Linked DNA regions of Homo sapiens: all the other regions are linked to region 1. Evidence: read pairs that join two places in POLR2A ChIA-PET (ENCODE). Cell type or tissue: HCT116. All regions are shown on one strand. Links, peaks and the distances in the headings refer to the core of each region. The heading gives the core; the rest is flanking DNA. Region 1 overlaps MIR31HG (MIR31 host gene). Region 2 has its middle 6.6 kb from the start of IFNA7. Region 3 has its middle 4.4 kb from the start of IFNA14.

The links. Peaks named below come from ENCODE experiments on the same cell type or tissue, not always from the same donor. Only the 100,000 strongest peaks of a DNase experiment are listed, where the experiment ranks them.
Region 2: POLR2A ChIA-PET joins it to region 1 with 6 read pairs; 1 of 35 experiments calls an interaction of 5 or more read pairs at or near these places.
Region 3: POLR2A ChIA-PET joins it to region 1 with 5 read pairs; 2 of 35 experiments call an interaction of 5 or more read pairs at or near these places.

The regions. Positions count from the first base shown.
Region 1 is chr9:21,518,793-21,524,723 of GRCh38, reverse strand. The region is part of intron 1 of MIR31HG (MIR31 host gene); the gene reads left to right. LOC124900282 (small nucleolar RNA SNORD55/SNORD39) reads left to right here and starts at 342; the gene lies at 342-417. In HCT116, for the core only: no CTCF peak of the experiment used is centred there; a DNase peak (open chromatin) is centred at 3,038; H3K27ac peaks cover 4,591 bases.
Region 2 is chr9:21,192,612-21,198,542 of GRCh38, reverse strand. No RefSeq gene overlaps it. Among named protein-coding and RNA genes, the nearest start is that of IFNA7, 6.6 kb to the left of the region's middle. RefSeq lists an enhancer at 3,104-3,163. In HCT116, for the core only: a CTCF peak has its summit at 3,231 (motif pointing left); a DNase peak (open chromatin) is centred at 3,212.
Region 3 is chr9:21,232,688-21,238,618 of GRCh38, reverse strand. No RefSeq gene overlaps it. Among named protein-coding and RNA genes, the nearest start is that of IFNA14, 4.4 kb to the left of the region's middle. In HCT116, for the core only: a CTCF peak has its summit at 2,679 (motif pointing left); a DNase peak (open chromatin) is centred at 2,678.

The sequences.
Region 1 (5,931 bases), core at 464-5,463:
GATATTCAGGACCTGAACTCAGCACTGGACCAGATGTACCTGATAGACATCTGCAGACATCTCCATCCAAAAGCAACAGAGTATACATTATTCTCACTGCCACATGGTACATACTCTAAAATCAATGACATAATCGGACACAAAACATTCCTCACCAAATGCTGTATAATGAGTACTAGGCTCATTATAATAACCACCCTCTCAGACCACACCACAATCAAATTAGAAAACAAGACTAAGAAATCCACTTAAAACCATATATTTAAATGGAAATAGAATAACCTACTCCTGAATGACTTTTGGGTAAATAGTAAAATTAAGGCAGAAATCAAGTTCTTTGAAACTATTGAGAACAAAGATGCAACATACCACTCGAGTGTGCAGTGGGGAAGCCAACCTTGGACAGCTGAGCATGTGAGAAAAAAAAAAAGATGCAACATACCAGAATCTGTGGGACACAGCTAAGGCAGTGTTAAGCAGGAAATTTATAGCACTAAATGCTCACATCAAAAGTTAGAAATACCTCAGTTTAACAAGCTGACATCACAACCAAAAGGACTAGAGAACCAATAGCAAACAAACCTCAAAGTTAGCAGAAGACAAGAAATACCCAAAATCAGAGCTGAACTGAGATTGAGACATGAAAAAAAACATTCAAAATATCAATGAATTCAGGAGTGGGTTTTTGAAAAAATTACTAAAATAGGTAGACTGCTAGCTAGACTAATAAGAAAAACTAGAAGATCCAAATAAACACAATTAGAAATGTCAAAGAGGATATTACTGCTGACCCTACAGAAATACAGATAACCATCAGAGAACATTATGCACATAAACTGGAAAATCTCAAAGAAATGGATAAATTCCTGGAGACATACATCCTCCCAAGACTGAGCCAAGAAGAAATTGAAACCCCGAACAGACCAATAATGAGCTCCAAAATTGAATTAGTAATAAATAGCCTACCAACCAAACAGAACTAGAGCCAAATTCTACCATATGTACAAAGAAGAGCTAATACCATTCCTACTGAAACTATTGCAAAAATTGAGGAGGGACTCCTCCCTAACTCATCCTATGAGGCCAACATCATTCTGATAACAAAACCTGGCAGAGACACAACAACAACAAAAAAACTTGAGGCCAGTATCCTTGATGAATATCAGTGCAAAAATCCTCAACAAAATACTGGTAAACCAAATCCAGCAGCACATCAAAAAGCTTATCCACCACAATCAAGTAGGCTTTATCCCTGGTATACAAGTTGGTTCAACATACACAATTCAATAAATGTGATTCATCACATAAATGGAGCTAAAGACAAAAACCATATGATTATCTCAGTAGATACAGAAAAGGCTTTTGATAAAATTCAACACCCCTGCATGTTAAAATCTTTCAATAAACTAGGTATTGAAGGAACACACCTCAAAATAATGAGAGCCATCTATAGCAAACCCACAGCCAACATCATACTGAGTGGGCAAAAGCTGGAACCATCTCTCTTGAAAACGGACACAAGACAAGGATGCTGTCTCTCACACCTCCTATTCAACATAGTATTGGATGTCCTGTCCAGAGCAATAGGCAAGAGAAATAAAGGGCATCCAAATAGGAAGAGAGGAAGTCAAACTATTTCTGTTTGCAGACAACATGATCCTAAATCTAGAAAACCTCATATTCTTGGTTCAAAAGCTCCTTCAGCTGATAAACAACTTCAGAGTCCAAGGATACAAAATCAGGGTACAAAAATCACTAGCATTACTTTAGACCAACGACAGTAACTAAACTAGAAATGCTTTATACCAGTTTGGCCAAGAGCCAAATCAAGAGCACAATCCCGTTCACAATTGCTACAAAAGAATAAAGTACCTAGGAATACAGCTAACCAGGGTGGTGAAAGCTCTCTTCAAGGAGGACTACAAAACACTTTTCAAAGAAATCAGAGGTAACAGAAACAAATGGAAAAATATTCCATGCTAACGGATAGGAAGAATCAATATTGTCAAAATGGCCATACTGCTCAAAGCAATTTATAGATTCAGTGTTATTCCTATCAAATGACCAATGACGTTCTTCACAGAACTAGAAAAAAAACTATGTAAAAATTCATATGGAACCAAAAAAGAGCCCAAAACGCAAGAAGATCCTAAGCGAAAAGAACAAAGCTCAGGGCATCATGCTACCTGACTTCAGACCATACTCTAGGGCTATAATAACCAAAACAGCATGGTGCTGGTACAAAAACAGACACATAAACCATTGGAACAGAATAGAGAGCCCAGAAATAAGGCCTTGCACCTACAACTATCTGACCTTTGATGAAATTGACAAGAATAAGCAATGGGGAAAGGACTCCATATTCAATAAATGGTGCTGGGATAACTGGCTAGCCATATGCAGAAGACTGAAACTGGACCCCTTCCTTATACCATATACAGAAATCACCTAAAGATGGATTAAAGACTAAATGTAAAACCCAAACCTATAAAAACCCTGTAAGACAACCTAAGCAATTCCATTCTGGACATAGGCAAAGATTTTATGATGAAGACACCAAAAGCAATTTCAACAAAAGCAAAAATTGGCAAATGGGATCTAATTAAAGAGTTTCTGTGCAGCAAAAGAAACTATCAACAGAGTAAACAGACAACCTACAGAAAGGGAGAAAAATTTTGCAAACTATGCTTCTGAGAAAGGTGTAATATCCAGCATCTATGAGAAACTTAAACCAATTTACAAGAAAAAAAAACCCCATTAAAAAGTGGGCACAGGATAAAAAGGAATGAGTTCCTGTCCTTTGCAGGGACATGGATGGAGCTGGAAGCCATTATCCTCAGCAAAGTAACGCAGGAACAGAAAACCAAACACCACATGATCTTATAAATGGGAGCTGAACAAGGAGAATGCATGGAAATGGAGGGGAACAACACACACTGGGGGCTGTCAAGGTGAGGTCAGGAGGAGGGAGCCATCAGGAAAAATAGCTAATGCATGCTAAGCTTAATACTTAGAAGATGGGTTGATAGGTGCAGCAAACCACCACGACACACATTTACATAACAAACCTGTGCATCCTTCACATGTGCCCTGTAACAAAAAAAAAAAGTGGGTGAATGATGTGAACAGACACTTTTCAAAAGGAGACATACACACAGCCAACAGGCATATGAAAAAAAGCTGAACATCACTGATCATTAGAGAAATGCAAATCAAAACAGTGAGATACTGTCTCACACCAGTCAGAATGGCTTTTATTAAAAATTCAAGAAATAGCAGATGCTGGCAAGGTTGTGGAGAAAAAGGAATGCTTATTCACTGTTGGTAGAAATGTAAATTTGTTCAACCATTGTGGAAGACAGATACCTCAAAAACCTAAAAACAGAAATACCATTCAACCCAGCAATCCCATTACTAGGATATAAATCATTCTGTCATAAAGGAATATAAACCATGCTGTTATAAAGGAATATAAGTCATTCTGTCATAAAGACACATGCACGTGTATGTTCATTGTGGCACTATTCACAATAACAAAGACATGGAATTAACCAAAATGTACATCACTGATAGACTGGATAAAGAAAAAGTGATACAGCTAAATCCTGGAATACTATGTAGCCATAAAAAAGAACACGTAGGAACATGGATGGAGCTGGAGGCCATTTATCCTTAGCAAACTGACACATGAACAGAAAACCAAATACCAGGTATTTTCACTTATAAGTGGGAGCTAAATGATGAGAACACATGGACACATAGAAGGGAACAACAGACACTGGGGCTTACAAGAGGGTGAAGGTTGGGAGGAGGGAGAAGATCAGGAAACATAACTAATGAGTACGAGGCTTAATACTTTGGTGACTAAATAATATGTACAACAAACCCCCATGACACAAGTTTACCAATATAACAAAGCTGCACATATACTCCTGAGCTTAAAATAAATGTTAAAAAAAAAAGTGAGAAAAAAAAAATTGCCAGAGTCGCCCCAGCCTTCAGCTGACACCACTGTATGATCAGCCAGTAGCCATCAAGATCAAGATAAGACCTTCCACCAGTAAAAAGGTTACAACTTGCTGGAGGCTCAGCTGATCATTAGCGTTTTTTAGCAATATTTTAAAAATAAGATATGTACTTTTATTTAGACATAATGCTAGTGCACAGTTTATAGACTACAGTGTAATATAACTTCTATATGCACTGGAAAGCAAATTTGTGTCACTTGCTGTATTGTGATATTCACTTTATTGTGGTGGTCTGGAACAGACCCACAATATCTCCAAGATATGCCTGTAGAAGCTTCTCTAGACCTTTGATATTTGGCTGGATATTATAAAAATAAACACACCCCATTCCTGAATCCAGAAGTTTTTCAATCACAGTGTCAATATCTGTAGGTCATGAGCGTGCCCATTCAGCATTTATTGGGCTTAATGTATGTGCAGATTCTTTGGTGGGCCTTGGGATAAAAAGTTTAAGAAGACATGTCCATGCCCACAAAGAGCTCAAAAGCTAGTGGGAGAGGTATGTGTACAGTGAGAATAGGGACTCTACATCAAGGTGTGTGGTGGAAGTGGAGAGACACAAGCAAAGAAGGGGGCACTACCTAACCATTGTCTTAAAGGATTAATTCTGGTTTGCCAGGTAGACCAAGCGGCATGTTCAGGGAGTGTTACAGAGTTAGGGAACAACACTTGGAAAGGGCTCAAGACTTAGCATTCTAAGGGAATGCCACTTGTGGGTGATGGAAATATCTGGAAGCCCTTGACTTTTGGATTAGTTGGGAAATTCCTCTGAAATGTGTGCATTATGTCTGACTTTGGTCTTAGTTGGGTCACAGGCAACCATTAGCCTGATAATATAAATGTTTTGTATTTTATGTGTTTCGACAGTATTCTGAAGCTTATTGACAAACCAGAAAACGGAGTCATTTATAGTTTTGTTGTGAATCAACATGGTGAATCATTGTTTAGTTTTGTTTTGTTTTGAGCTCAGAATGCTTCCTTTTGGAATGATGAAGCAGAATGACCATTTGAGGAATATTTCAGGGGCAGAAGAAATGGCAGGAACAAAGTGGGAATAGTATGCCAGGGGGTAGTGAGGAGATGATTCCAGCCCCAAAGAAAAGCCCCATTGGTCCGTAGAAAATAAGGGTGGTAATGTTGGAAGTTAGTTTGGGGGCACAGATAGAATGCAGACTCTGAGGGAAGACATGCTGAATTCAGATTCTAACATTAACTAGCACTGTGATTGTGAACTAATGACTTAACCTTTCTGAGGTTTAGTTTTCTCAGCTATATAGTATAAAATGGAAAAAAATTCTTCAACAGCTTTTCAGTTTGGAGTTAGGATTTAATAAAAGAATAGATGTACAGCTCTTGACAATGTATTCTAAATACATCTTACCTTTGGTTCAGACTTTGGAGGATATAGAATATGAATTTAATGTGTAAATCAACCATTACAAATATTTTATTTTTTAAAGATATGCACATGTCATAGTCCATTTGTGCTGCTATAACAAAATACCACAGGCTAGGTAATTTATAAATAAGAGAAATTTATTTTTCACAGTACTGGAGGCAGGGAGATCAAGGCACTGGCAGGTTTTGTGTTTGCTGAGAGCCAGGTCTTCACTTCAAAGATGGTGCCTTTTTGCTGCCTCTCTCTGAGAGGATGGACACTGTGTAGTCACATGGCCAGAAGGTGGAAGGGCAAGAGAGTGCTCCCTTCAACCTCCAGCCCTTTTATAAGGATTCGAATCTCATCCACGAGGGTGGAATCCTCATGACCTAATCACTTTTCAGAGGCCACGCCTCTTAATCCTGTTGCGTTGGGGATTGTCTTAACATAAATTTTGGAGGGGCACCATTTTTCAAACTAAAGCAGCACTGTACTAAATCTTTATGGGTGGTGGCTATACAGTAA
Region 2 (5,931 bases), core at 356-5,355, 330 kb after region 1:
CTCCCAGATGGGTCCTCAGTTTGCTGAGTGTTGGTTGGATAACTTGACTAACTTTCTCAGCAGTCCTTTGAGCAGCTGAGGTCATACTTAGATGTGACTTACGTGAGACAACAGAGGAGTCCAGGTGAGAGCTGGCAGGCATGGGACCAGGGTGGAGGCGTAGTTTTCCCCACCAGGTGGGTGGAGCCAGGTCTCTTCAAACCAGAGGGCACAATTGCTGTTTTTATTGTTCACGTTGACTGTAGCAAAAATAACTCAGGGCCTGTGAACCTCATCTGTGAAATGTAAATAACCCCTTCTCTGCCTATTTTTTTTTTTTTTTTGAGACGGAGTCTTGCTCTGTTGTGTAGGCTAGAGTTCAAGACCAGCCTGACCAACATGGTGAAACCCTGTCTCTACTAAAAGTACAAAAATTCTCCACCTATCTTACTCTGTAGCTTGGGAAATCACCGAGATAAGAGGTTGGAAGGTGATAACTGTCCAGGCATGCAAGTAGTATGTTTATAGGAATGTGACTGAGCAACAGGGAAATGAGATTTCTCTCTCTCTGTCTCTTTTTTTTTTTTTTTTTTGGAGATAGAGTCTCGCTCTGTCAACCAGGCTACAGTGCAGTGGCGCAATCTCGGCTCACTGCAACTTCCGCCTCCTGGGTTCCAGTGATTCTCCTGTGTCAGCCTCCTGAGTAGATGGGACTACAGGTGCATGCCACCATGCCCAGCTAATTTTTTGTATTTTTAGTAGAGATGGGGTTTCACCATGTTAGCTAGGATGGCCTCCATCTCCTGACCTCATGATCCACCCACCTCGGCCTCCCAAAGTGGTGGGATTACAGGTGTGAGCCACCGCGCCCGGCCGACATTTCATTTTTAACTCGGACGTCAATCAACGTAGCCATATACAGATTTGAAAAGCTTTTCTTTATCTCTGTTAATGGAGAAAAGGAATGACTGCTTTCTTGTCAGAATGAAAGTTTTCAGTTTTAAACTTAACCAGTTCCTGCCATTTTGAAATGTTCACTCATTTCTTACTTTTTTTTTTTCTTTTTTTTTTTTTGACACAGAGTCTCGCTCTGTCACCCAGGCTGGAGTGCAGCGGTGCTATCTCGGCTCACTGCAACCTCTGCCTCCCGGATTCAAACAATTCTCATGCCTCAGCCTCCCGAGTAGCTGGGATTACAGACTCGTGCCACCATACTCAGCTAATTTTTGTACTTTTAGTAGAGACGGGTTTCACCGTGTTTGGCCAGGCTGAGAGGCTAGAGAGAGGGCTCCGTCACCATTTCCCAAGCTCAGAATCCACATAGGCCTTTCCACAGGCAATTCCACTCCCAGGGAACCTGGTGGCTCCAAGAGGAGTTACTAGGGAATTATATTTAGTTAGGTGGCAAGGGCTGGTTAATTATCTCTACTCTTCTTTTGAAAGTAAATTTTATTTTTTTTAATTGCTTTCCTTGCTCCAAAAAAAAACCTTAGAGCAGCAAGAATATAAAAATTCAAAGTAGGTGAGATAGGGAACGTTACATGGCTGTTTAAAAGGAGAAGGCAGATCCACATGTGAGGGCAAGAAAGAGTGCCTACGATCTTATTATTCCAGATTATTACAGTGTGTAGTAAGAATACTGCAGTGGTATGAACATTACGGGCCCCTGGAATCTGAAAAGATGGTGACCTCTTCATAAGCCAGTCTGCAGGGCAAGCACTCAGAAGCAAAGAGGCTTGCCTCAGAGAAAAAGATCCTTGGGACTTTCCAACTCTACTTTTAGGTAGCTCTGATTTGTGTGAGCTTTTCCCATTGAGCATCTTTTACTTTAAAATTAGCTGAAACTTTAAATGTTTAGGACAGAATAAAGTAAAATGAAAAAAAAGAGGGAGGAAAATAAAATAAAAATAAGACCATTATAAAGATGTACCCTATGAAGACATGTCTTTATTAATAAGTCTGAGATTTTTGATAGTTAATGTAAAAGAAGGAAATCAGATCAGTGACACAAGTCACCTTAACCGTTGAATGAAACTGTTTCTTGGCACAGAACAAAATATTTCTCCAGAGGAATTGCACAGAGAAAAGAATCAGTTGACAATAGGTATTAAGCATCAATTATAGGAAATAGAATAACATGGAATTCCTGTCTTCATGAAATGTATACTGTAATGGAGGAGAAAGGATGGTTAAAATAAAATAAATACGAAATTAATTCAAAAAAAAAAACCTAGGTGACGAGTTGATAGGTGAGGCAAACCACCATGGCACACGTATACCTATGAAACAAATCTGCACGTTCTGCACATGTATCCCGGAACTTAAAGCAAAATTTAAAAAGAAAGAAAGTTGGTCAAAATCAGCCGAAAATACAACATGAACCAAGGAAATTCAGAGAGCAGGAGATGGTTGTGTATAAATGAGGAAAAAAGGAGATTAATAATTATTAAGGAAATCCTCACACAAAATTTACACATCTGGTATAAATAATAATAACTTATTTTACATTGAAATTCCATACTGCTTGTATATATTGTTTTTAGGCAGCGTAAAACAACAGAATTCTGTCATGAATTGTAGAGAGGCTGAAAAATTGTCTCAACTCATTTCAAAGTCCTACTTAGTCTGGAATGGTGGCTTGTATAAATACCTGTCAGAGGAGCAGCATCTAGATTGAAGGGCAGAATACACGTGTCGATGGTTAACTGATTCTGGCACCTGGAACATTTGTTTCCTGGCTCTCAGAATTCCAGAGTACACTCCCATATGAAGTTAGTCTCCTAAACTTAAGTAAAGTATACATCTTTGCTGGTTCTGAGAGCTGACACACTTTCCCCTCTCCTCCCTGCTTTTCTGTATCCCATTTTCCACTCCCATATCACACTAGTTTCCTTCCTCTTCCTCTAGAAATGCGCACTGTGCTCTCTTCTTCACTCATCATTAGCCTGCACTGCCTCTTCATACAGCTGTTTTCAGTTCTCTTGTGGGTTTTACCCATCACTTTCCCCTTAAGAGCACAAAATCACAAATTAAAGCAGAAGTTCAGTGAAAGTTCTAGGTTTTTCAGAAGCTCTTTTATAAAATACTCTTTTTCCTTTCTTATGATGAATATTTCTGTAAAAGAGGGAATGTCGCTGTTACAGTGACATAACAGTAGCTTAGCAAAAAAGGAAATAAAAGGCAGGTTCCGTTTTACTTTGAGACTCTTACAACATTTACAGGGAAAGAGAGCCCCCAACTGGTCAAAGTGCACCAAGACAGCAGCCAAGTCTGTGGAGAGCAGGTTATTAATGCAGAAGCAGGCCTCCTGGCAGGAGATTTATCTTCATAGCTAAAAAGAGGCTCTTCCCAAGAAAGAACTGACCCCAGTACTGGAATTAGCCCATTTCCTTAACTTCTGTATCATGGAGAGAGAAAATACTCCCAGCTTCAGGCATGACATGTCGTCTTGGGGCAATGGACAGCTATGGGGAAAGACAAAGGGTCAGGATGTGTCCCTTTCCTCCAGCCTGCCCAGCCTCCCCGGGGCCTCCTAACTTATCCCTTCCTCTATGGATTGTGCTAGACTAGGAATGAGAACAGCCGGTCAATCTGGGTGTAGAACTTCAAGGGAATTTGACTTTTGGTCTCTCTATCAAGGTTGTGGTAGTTTTCATAGATGATATCCTGAAATATATTTTCCAAGTTGTTTGCTTTCTCCGTCTTTTTAAAGGATGCAAGTGACTCTTAGATTTGGCCTCTTTATACAATCCCCTATTTCTTGGAGCTTTTGTTCATTGCTCTTCATTCTTTTTTCTTTATGTTTGTCTGACTGTCTTATTTCAGAGAGCCAGTCTTCAAGTCCTGAGATTCTGTCCTCAGCTTGGTCTATTCTGCTGTTAATACTTGTGATTGCATTGTGAAATTCTTCTAGTAGTGTACCTATACTAGGTCCGTTAGGTTCTTTTTCATACTGGCTATTTTGTCAGTCCACTCCTCTCTCCTTTGATCGTGATTCTTAGTTTCCTTGGTTTAGGTTTTATCATTTTCCTGAATCTCAATGAAATTCCTTTCTATCCTATTCTGAATTATGTTTCTGTCATTTTAGCTAACTCATTATGGTTAAGTACCCCTGTTGGAGAACTAGTGAGATTATTTGGAGGACATAAGATACTTTGTCCTTTTGAGATACTATAGTTCTTCAGTTGGTTCTTTCTCGTCTCTACATATGGGAATGTAGCTTGAGTTCAATCAATAAGTAGACTTCAGTTCTGGATGTGTTCACAGGGCTGCAGCTTTGTGCAGGGTCTTTATTTGAAGCTGACTTGTCTTTGGTTTAATGAGGGTATGTTAGTGACATTTTTTAGTGTCATGCTTTGGGCATGACCTAGTAGGTGACTCTTAGTTGGAGTGGTCAGTTGTAAGGCTCTTGCTCAGTCACGTGGCTCCCCTGTATTTCCCCACGTTTGCAGCCGTGCTCCTTCTCAATGCTATGAAAGTGTGGGCTCCTCTCCCACTGGAGTGCTGACTGTAGCTTGTATCTTGGCACTCCCAGGCTGTACATAACAGCTCTGAGGTGATCTCAGGGTTAATGTTTTCTCCCCGACTTGGAGGCATTGAAGGAAGGGACCTTAGTAGTAGTTGTAACTGAGGGTCTTTTGCTTGTCCCCTGGGGGCTCCACCCCAGAGATGCAGGTGAGCAATCACTCAGAGCATTCAGCTTCGGATGGGGGTGTCTGTGCTGTGGGCCCAAGACAGGGGTTCCCTGCCTGGTGATGTGAGGGGTGGATGGTTGACCAATGGCAGACAGACTGGCCTCCTCTCTTGGGTTGACAGCAGCTTGTTGGAGGTATGCATAAGGCACTTGGGGTCTTGCTCCTTCATTAGTTCCAAGGTAGCTGGGGTAGTACCACTGCAGAGGCAGTGTTAGACAGGCTTTCTGTTACCCCTGGGGTCTCCACCTCCTAGAAATGTGAAGTCATGTTAATGGGAGTGTTTAGCCAGAGGAGTGGGGTGGCTGCACTGCTGGTGTAAGTATGGGACTTCACTTCTTGGGAAACAGGAGGTGGAAAACTTACCAGGAGGAGACTGTTCTCCTCACTATGTGGTAACTGCAGTGTGCTGGAAGTTCAGGTGACTGTGGCATGATGTAAGCTTGTAAACAAAGAGCTTCAGACTCTTTGTCTCTTCCCCAGACCCAAGGCAGCAAGGATAAAACTGCTGCTGTGGCAGTGGCAGAGGTAGGATGGTTGTGGGAGCCTCTCCCCAGGGAAACTCTAGTCAACTACCAGTGGATATGCTCAGCCATGGGTAGGGTGACTGTTCTGCAGTCATGGGCAGGGGGCCCTGCCTCCTGAAGAATAGGGACAGGGATTCTCAGGGAAGAGGGGCTGGACTCCTCTTCATACAGTGGTGATGATGTGCTGGAGGTGCCAGTGTAGTGAATAGGCCTTTGTTCCTTCCCCAGCCGGAGGGCTGCTGGGGCTGTCCCACTGCAACGGTCATGGTGGATGGGTTATGGGTTGACTGTGGGATTTCTTTCTTGGAGAAATGCTGGACTGCCTGATTGAGGAGACGAGGCAAGGGAAGAATGCCTGTGCTGGAGTCTCTGGTCAGGTGGCTCTGCCCACAGAGGAGAGGTGACAACCAGGAACTGCGTGGAGAACAGTGTGGCCACTCTTCTGTGAGGCAGTTGCTCTGTTTTGGGGATCTGGAGCAGCCGCTGTTCCCTACAGACTCCCCAGAGCCTGGAGACAGCAAGGGCAAGAGCTGTGAGAAAGCAAAGATAGCAACCCACCCTTCTCACTGGGAGCTCTGTTCCAGGGAGATGCAGAGCTGCCATTGGCTCAATAGCCCCAGCTGGTAGCTGCAGACCCAGGCCTGGCAGACCCACCCAGTGAGCAGATAGGGGATTAGGGACCCACATAACACACAGTCTGGCCACTTTTCCATAGGGCTGCTGCAATATGCTGG
Region 3 (5,931 bases), core at 618-5,617, 290 kb after region 1:
AATGTACATTGCCAGTCAGATATATGAGTTTGCAGTTTCCAAGGAATACGATATCTGGAAGTTCATAACTGGCAATGGAAAGGCCAAAAATGAAGGCTGTCATGTGGGGAGGAAGTGGAGAGGGAAAAAAGACTTAAACTGGATTCTGAGGACCTTCCACCATTAAAGTGTGGGAACAGAAGAGACACAAAGAAAACAGAGGTGGAATACCTCAATATTAGAAGGAGAAGAGGGAATGATGATAAAAGTGTATTTAGAAAACAAACATGCTTATAAAAAGAATCAATAGACTTATAGAAAATGTGAATTAAAACTGAGCACTACAGGAAGAAAATAGATGGCAATGCAGAGATTACTGAGAGCTGGATTGATAGAATTAATCAGCAGAAGCCATACTGGGGTAGGTAGAAGAATCAATGAGAAAAGAAAAATCAGGATAACACATACAGAAAATTGTGAAAGATCTGCCTTTGCAATGGAGGGAAGTAATAAGTTGGACCCGCCAAAAATGTGGATTATCTTTTATCTGCATAGTGTTTCCTTTTTGAAAATACATGTCAATGAATAAATTTCATAAATGTGATGCACTGATAAATCATATTAATACATTTAATATTTTATATATTTAAAGCATAAAATGTAAAATTATTTACAATAGTAATTGATCATTATTTTGATTAATACTCTGTTAAATGTCAGTAAAAACTGACACATTTCTTTCATAAAATAAAATTGGAAACTGGAAAAGAGAATCTCTTTCTCAATACTTTAGGAATGGGGAAAGGATTCCCTATTTAATAAATGGTGCTGGGAAAACTGGATAGCCATATGCAGAAAACTGAAACTGGACCCTTCCTTACATCTTATACAAAAATTAACTCAAGATGGATATAAGACTTAAATGTAAAACCCAAAACCATAAAAACCCTAGAATAAAACATAGGCAATAGCATTCAGGACATAGGCATGGGCAAAGATTTTATGATGAAATTGCCAAAAGCAACTGCATCTAAAGCTAAAATTGACAAATGGCATCTAATTAAAGAGCTTCTGCACAGCAAACGAAATTATCAGTCATCACAGCGAACAGGCAACCTACAGAACGGGAGAAAATTTTTGCAGTCTATCCAATTGACAGAGGTCTAATATCCAGAATGTAAAAAGAACTTAAACAAATTTAGAAAAAAAAACATCAAAAAGTGGCAAAACATGAACAGACATTTCTCAAAAGGAGACATTTATGTGGCCCATAAAGATGAAAAAAGCTCAACATCACTGATCATTAGAGAAAGGAAAATCAAAACACCAATGAGATACCATCTCATGCCCCTCAGAATGGTGATTATTAAAAAGTCAGGAAACAACAGATGCTGGTGAAGCTGTGGAAAAACAGGAAAGCTTTTACACTGTTGGTGGGAATGTAAATTACTTCAACCATTGTGGAAGACTGTGGTAATTCATCAAGGATCTAGAACCAGAAATAGCATTTGACCCAGCAATCCCATTCCTGAGTAATACCCAAAGAAATATATGTCATTCTATTATGAAAATACATGCACGTGTATGTTTACTGCAGCCCTATTTACAATAGCAAAGACACAAAACCAACCCAAATGCCCATCAATGATAGATGGGATTTTTAAAAATTGTGCTTAAAACCTAGATGACAAGTTGATAGGTGCAGCAAACCACCATGGCACATGTATACCTATGTAACAAATCTACAGGTTCTGCACATGTATTCCAGAACTTAAAGCAAAATCAAAAAAAAAAAAAAGAAAGAAAGAGAGAGAGCAAGTTGGTCAAAATCAGCTGAAAATACAACATGAACCAAGGAAATTCAGAGAGCAGGAGATGGTTGTGTATAAATGAGGAAAAAACGAGATTAATAATTATTAAGCAAATCCCAATTCAAAATTTACACATCAGGTATAAATAACAATAACTTATTTTACATTGAAATTCCATTCTGGTTGCATATATATTTTTTTGGCAGCCTAAAAAAACAGAATTCTATCATGAATTCTAAAGAGGCTGAAAAATTGTCTCACCTCATTTCAAAGTCCTACTTACACTTAGTCAGGAAATGGTGGCTTCTATAAATACCTGACAGAGGAGCAGCATCTAGATTGAAGTGCAGAATACACGTGTTGATGGTTAACTGATTCTGGCACCTGGAACATTTGTTTCCTGGCTCTCAGAATCCCAGAGTACACTCCCATATGAAGTTACTCTCCTAAACTTAAGTAAAATATACATCTTTGCTGGTTCTGAGAGCTGACACACTTTTCCCTTTCCTCCATGCTTTTCTGTATCCCATTTTTTCACTCCCATATCACATTAGTTTCCTTCCTCTTCCTCTAGAAATGCGCACTGTGCTCTCTTCTTCACTCATCATTAGCCTGCACTGCCTCTTCATACAGCTGTTTTCAGTTCTCTTGTGGGTTTTACCCATCACTTTTCCCTTAAGAGCACAAAATCACAAATTAAAGCAGAAGGTCAGTGAAAGTTCTAGGTTTTTCAGAAGCTCTTTTTATAAAATACTCTTTTTCCTTTCTTATGATGAATATTTCTGTAAAACACGGAATGTCGCTGTTGCAATGACATAACAGTAGCTTAGCAAAAAAGGAAATAAAACGCAGGTTCCATTCTACTTTGAGACTATTACAAGATTTACAGGGAAAGAGAGCCACCAACTGGTCAAAGTGCACCAACACAGCAGCCAAGTCTGAGGACAGCAGGCTGTGAATGCAGAAGTAGGCCTCCTGGCAGGATATTTATCTTCATAGCTAAAAAGAGGCTCTTCCCAAGAAAGAACTATCACGGTACTGGAATTAGCCCATTTCCTTAACTTCTGTATCGTGGAGAGAGAAAATACTCCCAGCTTCAGGCATGACATGTCCTCTTGGGGCAATGGACAGCTATGGGGAAAGAGAAAGGGTCTGGATATGTCCCTTTCCTCCAGCCTGCCCAGCCTCCCCGGGACCTCCTAACTTATCCCTTCCTCTATGGATTGTGCTAGACTAGGAATGAGAAGAGCCGGTCAATCTGGGTGTAGAACTTCAAGGGAATTTGATTTGTGATCTCTCTATCAAGATTGTGGAAGCTTTCATAGACTATATCCTGAAATACATTTTCCAAGTTGTTTGTTTTCTCCCTGTCTCTTTAAAGGATGGAAGTGATTCCTAGATTTGGCCTCTTTATACCACCCCCTATTTCTTGGAGGTTTTGTTCATTGCTCTTCATTCTTTTTTCTTTATTTTTGTCTGATTGTCTTATTTCAGAGAGCCAGTCTTCAAGTCCTGAGATTCTGTCCTCAGCTTGGTCTATTCTGCTGTTAATACTTGTGATTGCATTGTGAAATTCTTGTAGTGTGTACATCTACTAGGTCCGTTAGGTTCTTTTTCATACTGGCTATTTGGCTATCAACTCTTCTCTCTTTTGATTGTGATTCTTAGTTTCCTTGGTTTAGGTTTTACTGTTTTCCTGAATCTCAATGGAATTCCTTTCTATCCCTATTCTGAATTATATTTCTGTCATTTTAGCTAACTCATTTTGGTTAAGAACCCTTGTTGGAGAACTAGTGTGATTATTTGGAGGACATAAGATGCTCTGTCCATTTGAGTTACTGTAGTTCTTGCATTGGTTCTTTCTCATCTCTGCATATGGGAGTGTAGCTTGAGTTCAATCAATAAAGAGACTTATTTTCTGGCTGTGTTCACAGGGCTGTAGCTTTGTGCAGGGTCTTTATTTGTAGCTGACATGTCTTTGGTTGAATGAGGGTGTGTTAGTGAGATTTGTTGGTGTTGAAGCTTTGGGCATGACCTAGTAGGTGACTCTTAGGTGCAGTGGTCAGTTGTCAGGCTCTTGCTCAGTCATGGGGCTCACCTACATTTCCTCACGGTTGTACACGTGCTCCATCTCAATGCTTTGAAAGTTTGGGCTCCTCTCCCACTTGAGTGCTGACTGTACCTTGTATCTTGGCACTCCCAGGCTGCCCACAACAGCTCTGGGGTGATCTCAGGGTTAATGTTTTCTCCCCAACTTGGAGCCATCGAAGGAAGGGACCTTAGTAGTTGTTGTAACTGAGGGTCTTTTGCTTGTCTCCGGGGGGCTCCACCACAGAGAAGCAGGTCAGCAGTCACTCAGTGCAATCAGCGTGGGATGGGAGTGTGTCCTGTGGGCCCAAGCCAGGGGTTCCCTGCCTGGTGATGTGAGGGGTGGGTGATTGACCAATGGCAGACAGACTGGCCTCCTCTCTTGGGTTGACGGCAGCTTGTTGGAGGTATGGATAAGGTACTTGAGGTCTCTGCTCCTTCATCAGTTCCAAGGTAGCTGGGGTAGTACCACTGCAGAGGCAGTGGTAGACAGGCTTTCTGTTGCCCCTGGGGTCTCCACCTCCAAGAAATGTGAAGCCATGTTAATGGCAGTGTTTAGCCAGAGGAGTGGGGTGGCTGCACTGCTGGTGTAAGCTTGGGGCTTCACTTTTTGGGTAATAGAAGGTGGCAATCTTACCAGGAGGAGAGACTGTTCTCACCATATGGTAACTGCAGTGTGCTGTAAGTTCATGTGACAGTGGCTTGCTGCAAGCTCGTAAACAAAGAGCTTCAGACTCTTTGTTTCTTCCCCAGACCCAAGGCAGCAGGGATAAAACTGCTGCTGTGGCAGTGGCAGAGGTAGGATGGCTGTGGGAGCCTCTCCCCAGGGAAACTCCAGGCAACTACCAGTGGATATGCTCAGCTATGGGTAGGTTGACTGTTTTGCAGTCATGGGCTGGGGGCCCTGCCTCCTGAAGAATAGGGATGCAGATTCTCAGGGAAGAAAGGCTGGACTCCTCTTTGTATGGTGGCTATGGTGTGCTGGAGGTGAGAGTGTAGTGACTAGGCCCTTTGTTCCTTCCCCAGCCAGAGGGCTGCTGGGGCTGTCCCACTGCAACAGTAGTGGTGGATGGGTTGTGGGTTGACTGTAGGATTTCTTCCTTTGAGAAATGCTGGACTGCCTGATTGAGGAGATGAGGCAGGGGAAGGGTGCCTGTGCTGGAGTCTGGTCAGGTGGATCTGCCCACAGAGGAGAGGTGACAACCAGGAACTGTATGGAGAACAGTATGGTCACTCTTCTGTGAGGCAGTTGCTCTGTTTTGGGGATCTGGACCAGCCACTGTTCCCTACAGACTCTCCAGAGCCTGGAGACAGCAAGGGCAAGAGCTGTGAGAAAGCAAAGATGGCAACCCACCCTTCTCACTGGGAGCTCTGTTCCAGGGAGATGCAGAGCTGTCATTGGCTCAATAGCCCCAACTGGTAGCTGCAGACCCAAGCCTGGCAGACCCACCCAGTGAAGAGAGAGGGGATCACGGACCGACATAACACACAATCTGGCCACTTTTCCATAGGGCTGCTGCAATATGCTGGGGGTCCAATCCAGACCATAGTCACTTCACATTTTTCAGTACCTGAAGATATCAACAGTGAAGGCTATGAAACAGTGAAGATGAGGGCCTGCCCCTCCCCCTGGGAGCTCTGTTCCAGAGAGGTACAACCTGTTGCCTCCTGCAACATACATGCAGGAGGTGGCTGGAGACCCCGGTGGGGATATCTCACCCACTGAGGAGAAACAGTATCAGGGACTCAGGTGAAAAAACAGTCTGGCCACTTTTTGGTAGAGCAGCTGTGCTGTGCTGGGGGTCTGCTACCACCGCCAGCACGAAGAATGGCATTTTCAAGAATGGCTAAGGCTGCTAAACGGCAACAAAGGCTACCTACCCTTCCCTTTGGGAGCGCCATCCCAGGGATATTCGAAACTGCGGTCCACTAGAAAACAGTGGTGGAGGTGACTGGAGACCCCAGTGGGGAGATTCCACCTACAGAAAAGAAACAGGATTTGGGATCGATGTGAATAAGCAATCTGACTGCTTCTCTGTAGAGCTGCTGGGCT